Linked DNA regions of Homo sapiens: region 2 is linked to region 1. A link is a loop called in an ENCODE intact Hi-C map of the cell type or tissue named here. Cell type or tissue: ascending aorta. All regions are shown on one strand. Each heading gives the region's core, and the rest is flanking DNA. Links, peaks and the distances in the headings are about the cores only. Region 1 overlaps ATP10A (ATPase phospholipid transporting 10A (putative)). Region 2 overlaps LINC02346 (long intergenic non-protein coding RNA 2346).

Region 1 (6,755 bases), core at 2,862-5,361:
GAAGGATGCGCGCAGGCAGACACACGATACTCACATGCAGCCGCGAAACCTACTCAGGTCGTTGTTTGGCTTCTCGCATTCGATCACGCTGGTGAACGTCAAAGGATTGAATTCGGAGACCTAAAATAACAGCACGTAGACATTAGAGAAATCCGGGCTCAGGCTGCGCCGTTCTAAAAGGCACTCGCTTTTCTGTCTCGCATCCGCGGCAGGCACATTTCACGGGGGAAGAACTCTGCCTATGAATCTCTCTGGAAAGCCAAAGCAACGCCTTCTCCACTGTATAATAAATAACAGTTAATCATTTTATAACGAGTGACAATTGGGGGACCGGTACTGGTTACTGGTTAGTAAGTGAGCAGAAATGACTGCAGCTCTATTGCAAAATGAGAGAACAGGCGATAAAGCAAAGGAGGCCATCAATGAAGCAAAGGGATGAATGAGTTTTTTAAGACACACGGCACTTGCCCATTTCTACAGACTTAGGGAAGCAAATTCCACCTGGAAAACAGGAGCTTATAATAAATTCTATTTTTTCAACGTACACTACATGATCTTCATGGATCTTTGATGAAAAAGATTTACATAGCCAATGAGTGAGCCAACAACTTCTTTAGTATTCTGCTCAATTAAAAAAAAACCCTGACAACTCACCACAAAAATGTCTTTAGAATTTTTCCATTGATAGATAAAACAGAGCCTGGCTCATAAGAAAGGCTTAGGAGTGGGGGGAAGGAGGAAGAAGGGAGAGAAATGGAGGGAATAAGCCTTCAGTATAAACGAGCACAATTAGTGGATTTCTTTTTTATCAGCTCTCTGGTCAGGCCTGGCATTCTACTTAATCTAGCAAGTGTCATAACATGGTAAAAAACTGAACTGTCTTTAATGACACATACAAAAAGTGAAGGTGGTTAAAAATTATAGAAATGGCATAAACACTGTTGACACCACCCCAGGTTAACTATGGCTCTGCCGCAACCACACATTTCCCTGCATAGAATACAGCCATAAAGGTAATTACTCAAAACTCAGTTCCTACTGTTTCCCAGTGTAAAGCGTACATTAAAAGGGGCGTGTGCTAGATAATCGTAGCTCGATTCAATAACTGAAATTGAAATGCTATTTTAAAAGGCTCTTCTTGGAGTGTAATTAGCCATCAGTCTCTCTTCTCCTTGGACTGAAATGGCCTCTCGCTCTATTTCCAGAGCAGGGCTCTGTTTCAAGGAGTCTTGTGTTTATTTAAAGCCTGTGGATTATCTTGAAACCAGTGGATGGCTTTTTCCAGGGCAGACATTTGCAGATACAAAGTACAGGATGGCCATGAAGGCAGTGAGTTCCAGAGAACACCAGGATTATTCTTGGCAGACGAGGAGGGTAGGACTTAAAATATTTTGTCTCTGTTTATTATTCTTTCTCTCTAAGAAAAATGTCATGGACATGGCTCAGAAACAGTAGGACATTCTGTCTCTGGGACTTCAGAGCTGTGTTTGTAATGTTCTACCAACAATCCCATGCCCTGGGGAGTGTGCGCAGGGGAGGTCCCAGGCACGGGACGGCTGGCTTCCTCTGCATCCTTCTGGAACTGGGGAGGATTTGGAGGATTTTTAGAACTGGAGGGATCTCTAGAGACTGGCATGGGCTGAACTGGAGCCCCTCATCCGCCGCTAGAACTCATATATTGAAGTCCTAACCCCACGTAGCTCAGAACGTACCCTTATTTAGAGAGGAAGTCTTTAAAGAGGTAACTAAATTAAACTGAGGTCATCAGGGTGGACCCTAATCCCACATGACTGGCGGCCTTATACAAAGGGAAAATCAGGACGCAAAGACACACAGAGGGGAGATCATGCAAGGACACAGGGAGAAGCCAAAAAAAGAGGCCTCAAAAGAAACCATCCTGCTGACCCCTTACTCCCGAATGTCCAGCTTCCAGACCTGTGAGAAAATAAACTTCCGTTGCTTAAGCAGCCCAGTCTGCGGTGTTTCATCAATGAGGCCCCAGTAAACGAATACAGAGACCATCTTTGAGTTTCTCATTTAAAAAGCATTTCATATCCAGAGCACACCTTCTGGATGAGGAAAATCCTGTTTACATTGCTTATTTCTAACAACAGGCAACACACAACACTCCCCATTTAGGAAATACATTGATTTATCCCTCCATCCACTCATGTCTACCCCTGACTCATTCCAAACCAGCTTTGAGGTCATGCCCAAGTTATCCATCAGTCAGACTTGTCAACCTGCCCCCTGGAGCATGGACAAAAGTAGAGGCCCCCGATCCACCCTTCTGCTCTGGGCACACTAACTCCATTCTTCTTAAAAAGCAGATATCCAGCTAGGGAAGAGGAAGCAGTTCTACAGATGGATGGTGGTGATGGTTGCGCAACAATGCGAATGAACTTAATGCCACTGAACTGTACACTCACAAATGATTACAATAGTAAACTCTGTGTTATGCATATTTTGCCATGATAAAAAATTTCATTTACTGCCATGCCACCCTGAATGCATCCAATCTTGACTGATCTTGGAAGCTAAGCAGGGTCAGTACTTGGATGGGAGACACAATTTAAACATTTTTAAGTGGATATAAACCAACTCTGAGAATTGACTGAGAAGAAATGAAATAATCATCAAGTTGAACATAGACCAGAAATCTGGCACCTTTCAGTACAAGTACATAAAGTCTCCCTCGCCAGTAATTCGTGAGGGCACTGCCATTCTGATCGTCATCACCATCAACATAATTACAAGTTTGGGGAGGCTTGCCAAATGCCAGGCATTGTGCTAAGTGCCCTACAATTATCAGGCAACCCTGCTAGAAAGTCAGTTTTTGCACCACCTTCAACTTAGGATCTTTAAGTATCGTGCCCAAGGTCACAGTGGTCTTGGAGTGACAGACTGGAGCTTTCTTGGCCTCTGAGCTATCAGCTCAACCATCAATACCTGCAGAGACAATCTGGCATTAACAGAAAAAGATTGTACAAGTAAGCCAGAAAATGTGTAACAGATTCTATAGAAACGTCCCCCAAAATTTAAATTGCTTTTTATTTTTTATTTTTGAGACAGAGTTCTGCTCCTGTCATCCAGGCTGGAGTGCAGTGGCGGGATTTTGGCTCACTGCAACCTCCACCTTCTGGGTTCAAGCGATTCTCCTGCCTCAACCTCCCAAGTAGCTGGGATTACAGGCGTGAGCCACTGCACTCGGCCTTAATTGCTTTTTAAAGTTCTAAGTTTCCAAAATTTAAGTTTTAGTATTTTGAAAACATGCTTCAGCTCAACATACCTTAATCTGATCATAGATACCCTCTTTCCATCTTCAGCAATGCCTGTGGATGTGGGCTTACCAGAGCCCACTCAAAAACAGAGTAAAAAATCAGGAGCGAGCCCGGGGACTTAGTGCTAGTTCTTCTGATTAATAAATATGAGACTTTTGGCAAGTGAAGAGAGGGCATTTGGACTCGGATCTCCGGGGTCTCTGTTGCCCTATAAGTCCACAATCCTGTAGGATGCAGAGATGGTTCCAATGAATCCCTGTGCTTGGGATGACAGACTCACTATTGCAGAAACAGCATCACCTGCAAAAGTGCTGCCCACACATGCCAGCCTCAAGCTGAAGCACTGCCCTCTGCATCTCTGCTGCAGCACCCCAGCATCTCAGACAAAAGGAAGCAGACACCGTGAAGGGTTCGCCCACTGCAGAGCAACATGTTCAAATAAATATCTCACCGGCAAGAAAGAAAGTGCTCACAGTTTCTGTTGTTGTCTTACAGATATTTCTGAAACTTCTTTGGGCAAAGTGATTTGACCTGACTAGGTGGAAAGAAAGAGGCAGGACAGTGGTGCAACAGAGAGCCCTCCAGCCCTGCCCCTGAACTTGCGTTTCTGCTAGAGACCGCAGCAGCAGGTGCTCCAGGGATGCCCAGAGCCCTGCGGCATGCTTCTGTTTCCTCCTGATGCCTGGGACCTCCTCCTGGTAGAACAGCTGTGTCCCCTCTTCAACCACATGGGGGAGGCGTGTGTCTAATTCAGCAGTGCCCAGATTGCTACTTGAATGAATGGTTTGATTCACAGGGGAGATTCTGTTACCAACCTTGTATTTCACATTTGTATTAAGTGAATTGCTACTAAGTACTCAACAAAAGCAAATACAGATGTCCTCCATCTTGAAACAGCAGTGATGTTGGAAAGGGCATTTACAGTCCATTAAAGAGGATACTGTTATTTTTTTTCTATCATAAAAAAACTAAAGTAAAGAGGTTCATATTGCTTCAGCCATTGGGTGAGCACACAGCACAGGTGCACACTTGGGTCATCTGCAGGTCTGCTGCCAGCAGGGACCCTGCCTAACGCTCCAGGTGGAAATCTGTGAGTGAGGCCACCTGTCTGGGTCTCTGGATGATGTGGGCAGAGAGAACCCTGGTGAGAGAATGCACAGAGAGCAGGGGCCAGCACCTGCCAGCCAGGCAGGGCCACCGCCTGCACCAGCAAGAAGACGTGGAAAACACACACACTCCCGTCTTCTGCATCTGGATCCCGTTCTGAAAACGCCCTTTGCATTTCCCTTCATGATACTCCCAGGTCACAAGGAGGGTGAGGTCCCCCTGGTTCACTTCCAGCCTTGACATCACGCCTGGACATGGTCCTCGAAGGCTCTCAGTGACAAACACAACACCTCTGTCTACCTGGCTTTGGTCTCGCCACCTGCTATGGGCCTGTTTGTCCCTGGACTGAATGATCCCCGTCTGATCACAGAAGTTTTCCACCTTAACAAAGCCTTGGAGACAGCTGCTGCCCTACAGAATGCAATCCTCATCCCGTGCAACAGCAAAGCTCTGCTCAGGGTCACTGCGCTGACCTCCTCGGCTACCATCCCTCCCAGCACCCATTCCTGCCACGCAGGGAACCCTGAGGAAGCCCAAACCTTTCTGCATGGCTTCCTCTGTCTTGCCATCCTACAGCATCAGGCGAAGTGCCCTTCATTTAGCATTTCAGGATGTTGTCTTTTCTGGAGAAGCCTTCCTGACGGCCCCCTGGTAGGGTAGGCAGGTGCCACAGCTCCGAACTTGCTTAGTCCCCATGCAGACATCAAACCCCGTGCTTCCTGGGTGTGGCTGGAGCTGGCTCCCATTCCTCCTTCACTAGACCACAGGTTCCCTGAGCACAGGTACTCTGTGCCCTTGAGACCATCACAGTGCCTGGCACACACATGGTCAGAGGGTGACGAATGCTTATTTCAGAAGGATCTCAGGTGCCACAAGCTTCTGGATCACCCCAGAACTCCGTGCTGGGCTCTTGGGGACCTAGAGCCCCTGCCTGCCGCACCATCTCCCAAGAGGGCCTGCTGAGGCGTCTCTGTGGTTCCAGAATGCATAGTTCCTCTTTTTAAAGTGCGGGCTCTTTTCCCCTGGCAGCAATACAAAATGATTTCTACATAGCCTCTAATCCGGCTCCTTAGCTCCTTACTTATTGATCATGGGTAAAGAATGCCTTCATTAAATTAAGTCAAGCATTTTAACCCAAATTAATGGAATAATTACCCCAACTCTTTTGTTTTGTACTTTCTTTATTATTACTATTATTATTATTTTGTATTTCAATCTAATTTGTATTTACCACTTGATGGTCAGTGCTGTGGAAATTCAAAGGAGGGCAGATGGCCCGATCCCAATACTGAACGAATGAGTGAATTTACTTTTTCACTGCCAAGACTGTATTGTCAGGTGAACATTTTCAATTTGCTAAACTGAAACAGCAAAGTAGTCTGTTTTTGTCCACCACGTGTCTCCTGACACATAGTGGGTACTCAATCAGTTATTTATTGAAAAAATAAATAATAAATAAATACCCAAGTGAAAGCGTCTGGTGGCAAGAAACACCGAACGTACAAGGAAACTTAACTCAAAGTGATAATTTCTCCAAGTTCCACAGATTCAGTGTTACTCTAGGGGTTAATGCCCCGTGACAAATACTGAATAGAAATGAGCATGAAACCCATTTAGACAGCAATGTAATCTATAATAGCGGCTGTGATTGTATTATTTAAGGTATCCCAAATATGGAAGTGATAAGTAGGTTGGCCCAGCCGCTCATGGCGGGACACTCCACTGCACGTCACACAGCATGTGACGGAGAGTGCTGCGTCCCTGCCTGACGTGGTTCTCGTCTCCACGGTGACAAGCTGACAGGGACAATGAGAACTGGCATCCAGGCCTCCGCAGTCCTCTTTCAGAGTCAGCTTCACACAGGTCCACAGGTGGCTTCTGGGAGGCTCACGCCTCAGAGAAACTGATCAAGGGGTGTCTGGGTTCTGCCTTCTTTTTCTAACTGGAGATTTTCTTGCCGCAAGCACCAGTGTTAGAGATCAAGTGGTCCTCCCTTAGTTTCTGAGCAGAAAGGCAGCTTTTCCCTTGTTAAATTCTAGTTTAGAACGCAGGCGCCAGCCTCCCCTTGCCTTTTCTGCCTTTCATCTTTTGTCCCCTTGCCTCCTGACTGTCGCACAGTCAAAAAGCCTCGGTAGATGGTGGCAAAATTCAAAGGCTCACAGTGCGGGGTTAGAGTTTGAAGTCTCAAAATCAAAACCCTTTCTTTCCCTCCTGGCCCCAAACGCTCCATGCTGTTTCAGTGGGCTGTGGCTGTCAGCAAAGCCTTGCTTTCTCCTCCGTCAAATGCACCTAAGAGTCCCTAAGAACTGGCTGTGCATTCAGGCAGTAGGTAACGAGAGTTGTTTCACAGAACACCAAATTCAAACC
Region 2 (6,755 bases), core at 2,869-5,368, 190 kb after region 1:
CTATTATGTGGAAATTAGTTCACTTGATGGCGCCCCACAATTCTTGTAGGCCCTGTTCACTCTTTTTTTAAATTCTTTTTTCTCTTTACTCTTCTAATTGGGTAATTGGGGTTATCTGGGCTTCATAAAACTGGATGTCTATTTCCCTTCCCAGATGTGGGAAGTTTTCAACCATTATTTCCTTAAATAAGTTTTCTACCACTTTCTCTTCCTCTTCTCTTTGTAGAAATCCCATAAAGCATATATTGGTATGTTTGATGATGTTCATAAGTTCCCTAAGTTCTCTTTACTTTTAAAAAATTATTTCTGTTTTTTTTTTGTTCCTCTGACTGGATAATTTCAAACGATCTCTCTTTGTGCACACAGATGCCTCTTCTTCTACCTGATCAAGTCTGCTGTTGAAGTTTCCTCTGAAATTTTTCAGTTCGGTCATTGTGTCCTTCAGCTCCAAAATTTATTTTCTTTTATCATCTCTATGTCTTTGTTGAAGTTCTCATTTTGTTCATGTATTGTTTTCACGATATCATGTGGCTTTCTTTCTGTGTTCTTTAATAGTTCACTGAGATTATTTAAGACACTTATTTTGAATTCTTTTCCAGGCAGTTCTTAGGTCTCCATCTTTTAAAAGATCAGTTATCGGTTTTATTGTGTTCTTTTGGCATCGTTGTATTTTCCTGATTCTTTGTGATCCTTATGGCTTTGCACTGGTGCCTGTACTTTTGAAGAAGGAGTCATCTCTTTTAATCTTTACAGGCTGGCTTCAGCAGGGAAACCCCTTCCCAGTCAGGCTGGCCAGAGATTCTGAGTGGGCTGGCTGGTGGGATCCATAGGCTGGAAAACTGCTGGGGTCAGTGGGTAAGCAGGCTTGCTGCTGTGGTCCATGGGCAGGTGGCCTGCTGCTGTGCGCCACCAGCATGCCGTTGAGGTCTGCATGTTGGTTGTTGAGAGCCCTCATCTATTTCTGTTGTTCTTAGCAGCCCCCAGGCAATCTAGCCTTTCTGATTCACTCAGTGTTCTGGGTGAGGCATAACAGAAGTGAGCCTCTCAGGCAGTAAATCAAAAGGCTACAGAAGAGTCAGATGCTCACTGCATGCTCTCTTTCCCCCATGGGAGAACTTATGGGCCAAGGAGATCTGTCTTGGTGCTGCATTCTACTGGCCTAGAGGAGGCTTGGTGCTGGTAAAGTAAAAATATTCTTACCCTTTTCAATGTGTCTTTTCTCATTTCTGTGCCCCATCAAGGTGTTGAATACTCTTGCTTGGAGTCCAGAGCTCTCAGAAAAGTAATTTTATCTATGGATGGTTATTAAATCAGTATTTCTGAGGGGAACAAGGGCTGGCACTTCCTATTCTGCCATCTTGCAGATGTCACTTCCAGAATTCTTTCTTAAGCAGAATTTGCCCCCTTAATTTCCCTGGAGGGTTTCCCAACATAAACTATTGTGTTCAGAGACATTAGGAACATTTCTCCCAGTTCATAGCTTAGGTCCAAATAACTTTTCCAGGCCTGCTTTTCTGCCAACCATTTCATGTTTCATGGAGCAGCCATAGGGCAGTGGTTTCTCACCTGGGGGTGACGGTATAGTGGTTTTAACTCCCGGGGGACATTTGGCAATGTATGGAGACAGTTTTGGTTTCATGACTTGGGAGGGGATCTTACTAGCATTTAGTGGAAAGAGGCCAGGAAAGAGTGCTGCTAAACACACTACAATACACAGCCCAAAGTGTCAAACTTATTGAAGTTGAGAAGCCCTACCCTATGAGTACAATTAGTAAATAATTAATACATATAAAGTACTTAGAAAGTCTCTGGGGCAATAGTGAGTGCTCAATAAATGCCAGCTATTTATAGGGATGGTCTGAATGATATCCCATTGTTGTACCAAACTGCTTGTTGACATTCAGTTTCATATTTAACTGTGAACTGCATAGAAGCATGTGACCCTCATGTGAGCATCAGCCTCCCTTCACTAACATAGTCCTTTGTGCGTATGAATCACTCCTACATGAGAATGGAGCAGTAGAAAGAAAGGGCCAATCCCCTGATTGAAGATGAACATCCTTATCTCTGAAATTCTAAGGCAGAGTTAGAAGAAAAGAGGTTGGAGTGCATTTCTGATTAACTTTGTAAATTTTAAAATTCCTACAGTTAAGTGAATTTGAATTTGGTAACAGAAAAAGTATAAAATTACTCTATTTCATAAAAGAAACAGAAATGATCTTTTGTCTTTTTCATGTATAAATTTGGCTGTGACCCACAGAAGTATGAAGATATGGTTTCCACACCAATGTTAGGCCTTCTCAAGGAGCTTAGAGTGTGTCGGTGGAGAGGGAGAAGCCCAACGGGAGATCTTATTCCACCTCTGCACGTCTTCAGGACCCCTGTGGAAACATGTGATCTCTAACAGTCTCTCTGGGGCTCTGCCCACCCCCAGCAGTGTCACCTCACATCACCGCACAATAAGAACTTTCTCATCATGAACATAGCTTTCTCTGGAGAAGCTGGGAAGTGCTTAACTATGCCAGAAGCTGGACAATTCAGGTAGAAGTGTAAATGTTGGCCTAACCTTCAAAGGACAGAAATAGCTTTCTTTGAAAGTTCTCAAAGGTGTTTCAGAACTCTGGAAAATTTTAAATCTTAAAATAACACTACAATTGTCCATTTGTCTTGGGGATGCCTGTGCGGAGTGAGAGTGAATCCCTAAATTTGACTTTCCGTCTCTCCTCCACTGCAGGATGTGGTTGGGCTTTTTCGTCCTTGGGCTGCCAAAACTGAAAAGCACCTTGCTCCACTCCAGAGGAATGTGTTCAGTGTCCTTTATAGAACCCACTTGTTTCCTGGCCTGGAAGGGGGATTGTCCCGGTGCACAGCCGGGCTGTCACATGTGTGACGTGTTAGCTGTCCCCCTCCCAAACATTAGCAAAGCATAGTACTGCGAAAGCAAATGTGGCTCCCAGGGCACCGCTCACAGGCTGTCACCAAAGCTTATGATCCCCGAGCTGACTGGGAATGGGGAATGTCAGGGAATACACAGTCTCCGCCCCCTTCTCCTTCAACTCTCACCCTTGGGCACATCACTCACGTCTCCTAAATCATCCCATGGTTTAGGAGTCAGGCAGTGATACACATGCTCTGAGCAGATTCTCAGGTGCTCTTAAAAGCTGCCAATGCTAATATTGCCCTGGAAAACAATGATGAGTATTTTAGAGCGACCCACTCACTGGGTGAATGCATTGAGTCAGCCCATCCCCCTGCCTTCACTGACTGCACTGCGGTGGGGTGGGTGGTGGTGTCTGTCCCTCTCTCTCTGCCTTCACTCCTAACTGACAGCTCCTGCCACCCTGATGCTCAGGTTTCATCATCCCATATACTCTGGGTCTTGTTCCGACTCTACAAAGAAAAGGTGCCACGAGGACTGTGACAGAGTATGACTATAATTCGGTAGAGGTCTCATCTCAACTCCTTGTTTTACATACCATGTGTTAACTGAGGCCACATGGAGAGGGTAATGTGAAGTGTTACCTGAAGGACGGTGGCAGAGCTCTGTGCACTGGCTGCCCCGAGGGGGCAGAAAGGAAGGGAGGGAGGGAGGAAAACAGTAGGGAAGAAGGAAGCCACTCTCTGCCCGCCCCCTGCCCCATCTCAGGCCCTAGCCCTCTGCCAGGAGCGTCTCCTGAGGCTGAAAGTGCCCCCTCCCGCTCTCAGACTCTGCGCTGCCATCTGCCTTGCTTCTCTCGGTACCACTTCCCCTGCTCTCTTTTGAATCGGATTCTCTCCTTCAAACTCCAGCTGATCCAGCCCGCACATGCCAGGCCCGTATGTAGATTCGTCTGTTGCCACCGTCCTCCAAGCCCTAGGGAGGGGTTGAGCTCCGTGGAAGGCCTCTGATGGGAGGGACACGACTCGGAGGCTGAGCAGCACAGGACACCGTGGTAAACTGGGATTCTTCTTTGCCTTTCTCAGGGAGGCAAAAGGTGCAGAGGCCTGCAGTGTGCTGTGAGCGACAGTGCCAGCTAGTGGCGCACGACTTACATCGCTAGCTACAGGGTTTCTTTTCTTTTTCTTTCTTTCTTTTTTTTTTTTTTTTTTGAGGCAGTCTCACTTTGTCGCCCAGTGGCACAATCTCAGCTCACTGCAACCTCTGCTGCCCAGGTTCAAGCAATTCTCATCGGTCAGGCTCCCGAGTAGCTGGAATTACAGGCATGCTCCACCACACCCAGCTAATTTTTGTGTTTTTAGTAGAGAAGGGGTTTCACCATATTGGCCAGGTTGGTCTTGAACTCCTGACCTCAAGTGATCCGCCTGCCTCGGCCTCCGAAAGTGTTGGGATTACAGGCGTGAGCCACTGTACCCGGCCCAGCGTTTCTTGACAACAGGGAATTGGGAGGATGCAGTCAGGCCTGGCCTTTAGTGGGTTGTAGAACTCCCTCTAGGGGTAAATGCTCAATAAAAATGGCTTAGCCTGGCCAGGTGTGGCGGCTCATGTCTGTAATCCCAGCACTTTGGGAGGCCAAGGTGGGCGGATCACGAGGTCAGGAGATCGAGACCATCCTGGCTAACATGGTGAAACCCCGTCTCTACTAAAAAATACGAAAAACAAAATTAGCCGGGTGTGGTGGAGGGGGTCTGTAGTCCCAGCTACTCGGGAGGCTGAGGCAGGAGAATGGCGTGAACCCGAGAGGCGGAGCTTGCAGTAAGCCGAGATCACACCACTGCACTCACTCCAGCCTGGGCAATAGTGGAGCGAGACTCCGTCTCAAAAAAAAAAAAAAAAAAAAAAAAGCCTTAGCCTGAAGAACACTGCCTTGCTTTCCATTTGGATTCTTTTCCTGTAGTTTGAATAAAGACGTAAGTTTTATAAAAATGTCTAGCCTTATTTTATGCATGTGCCCTGAGAAAGGTCTTAGACTCATTTACTGAAAGATGAAAGCAGCTATGTTTCTGAAATGAAGTCACTCTTCAATCACTTACTGCCTAGCAGGCAGCCACTGCCAAGTCCATTTTCCTGTTTTTATTGGAAAAAATATCATATCCCTTCCTTTAAATTTGTTTTTGATTCAAAAAAAATGGTTCTGAGATGTTAGAACATGCATGCTATGTGTCAAAATCTAATATTCACCAAAATCTAATAGTCATCAAACACTAGAAGCATTTAAGAAGAGGGCCGGGCATGGTGGCTCATGCCTGTAATCCTGGCACTTTGGGAGGCTGAGGCGGGTGGATTTCCTGACCTCAGGAGTTCGAGACCACCCAGGGCAACAGGGTGAAACCCTGTCTCTACTAAAAATACAAAAAAATTAACCAGGTGTGATGCCGTGTGCCTGTAGTCCCAACTACTTGAGAGGCTGAGGCAGGAGAATCGCTTGAGCCCCAGTGGCAAAGGTTGGAGTGAGCCAAGATCATGCCACTGCACTCCAGCTTGGGCCACAGAGTGAGACTCTGTCTCAAAAAAAAAAAAAGAAAAGAAAGAAAGAAAGAAAGAAAGAAAGAAAGAAAGAAAGAAAGAAAGAAAGGAAGGAAGGAAGGAAGGAAGGAAGGAAGGAAGGAAGGAAGGAAGGAAGAAAGAAAGAAAGAAAGAAAGGCTAAGTGCTGATTGGCTGCATGGAGGTGAATGGGCTTCCTTGCGATTAATGAGGCACAGCAGAAATGGAAGACGGGGAGGGCTTGAGGATGCTGTCCCAGGACAGTCCAAGGGACACAGCAGGGGAAAGAGATGTCCGGGCAGCAAGAGACGGAGAGCAAAGCTTGGGCCCTGACAGCATGGACCTACTTCTTTGAATCCCAGAAGGCAAAGTGCATACCCAGCCTACTGTGAGCTCATCCTCATCCCTGCCACTCAATTCACAGTTCTAAGAGTTGATACAGAAAATTAATTATATTTCATATATTCAATAGGTTAGACACAAACATTTCCTAATTAACTTTATTTCTAATAACATTACACCCCCTGCCAAAGCAATATTCTTATCTGAGGCCAGAGTTTGCAGTGGGAAGATGTAGAAAAGGAGAATGGGATCTATCCTGGTCTGGGAATTCTGTAAGAGTCTAGGAAGGCAGATGGAGCATGTGATAGCCTGATGACACGACAATTTGTCACAGACTCCTGAAGAAACCGCTAGCATTCTAAATGCGCAACTCATGGGCGTCATGATTTCATTTCTCTTAAAACCTGTGACTTTCCTGCGAACAATTTCTTTTCATAAGAATAAACTTGACATCCTCCACGTACGAATAATAGAAAGTTCTGTGCTGGTGTGAGAAGCACTCATGGAGGCCTCTGTCCCACACTGTGGTCTGAGAGAGCTTTCAAGTAAGACACATTTTAAGCCAGCAGCTTAGATTGATAGGTAGATAGATAAGTAGATGGATAGATAGATAGATAGATAGATAGATAGATAGATAGATAGATTATAGATAGATAGATAGATATAGTAACTGATTTCAGTAGGGAAGAATTATCATTTGGCCAGTTAAGGATAAAATGTCTTACTACATAAGGTTGGACTTTTATCCTTCTTATCCCCAAAAAACATATCCTGATTTTCCCCAGTTCTGCCTGTATTTGATATATAACAGGATTACAGTACCAAGATGTATATATTTAATCAAGTGAACTTTTGCTTGGCTGTGAGGCCCTCTGCTACAGTTTGAATGTGTCCCCTGCAAAATTCAGGTGTGGAAACTTAATGGCCAATGTGATAGTATTAAGAGGAGGGACTTTTGCAGGTGATTAGACCACGAGGGCTCTTTCTTCT

Evidence for each region. Peaks named below come from ENCODE experiments on the same cell type or tissue, not always from the same donor. Only the 100,000 strongest peaks of a DNase experiment are listed, where the experiment ranks them.
Region 2: it touches region 1 in a loop (4-fold over the local background); 30 of 110 quality-filtered maps call a loop at or near these places.

The regions. Positions count from the first base shown.
Region 1 is chr15:25,736,022-25,742,776 of GRCh38, forward strand. ATP10A (ATPase phospholipid transporting 10A (putative)) reads right to left here. Exons shown (of 21, transcript NM_024490.4): 3 at 35-120. It also overlaps the pseudogene RNA5SP390. Among named protein-coding and RNA genes, the nearest start is that of MIR4715, 110 kb to the right of the region's middle. In ascending aorta, for the core only: a CTCF peak has its summit at 3,987 (motif pointing right); a DNase peak (open chromatin) is centred at 3,990; H3K27ac peaks cover 2,043 bases.
Region 2 is chr15:25,930,105-25,936,859 of GRCh38, forward strand. All of the region lies in intron 1 of LINC02346 (long intergenic non-protein coding RNA 2346), which reads left to right. Among named protein-coding and RNA genes, the nearest start is that of LINC02346, 31 kb to the left of the region's middle. RefSeq lists enhancers at 362-863, 864-1,363. In ascending aorta, for the core only: a CTCF peak has its summit at 4,001; a DNase peak (open chromatin) is centred at 3,997; H3K4me3 peaks cover 954 bases; H3K27ac peaks cover 1,148 bases.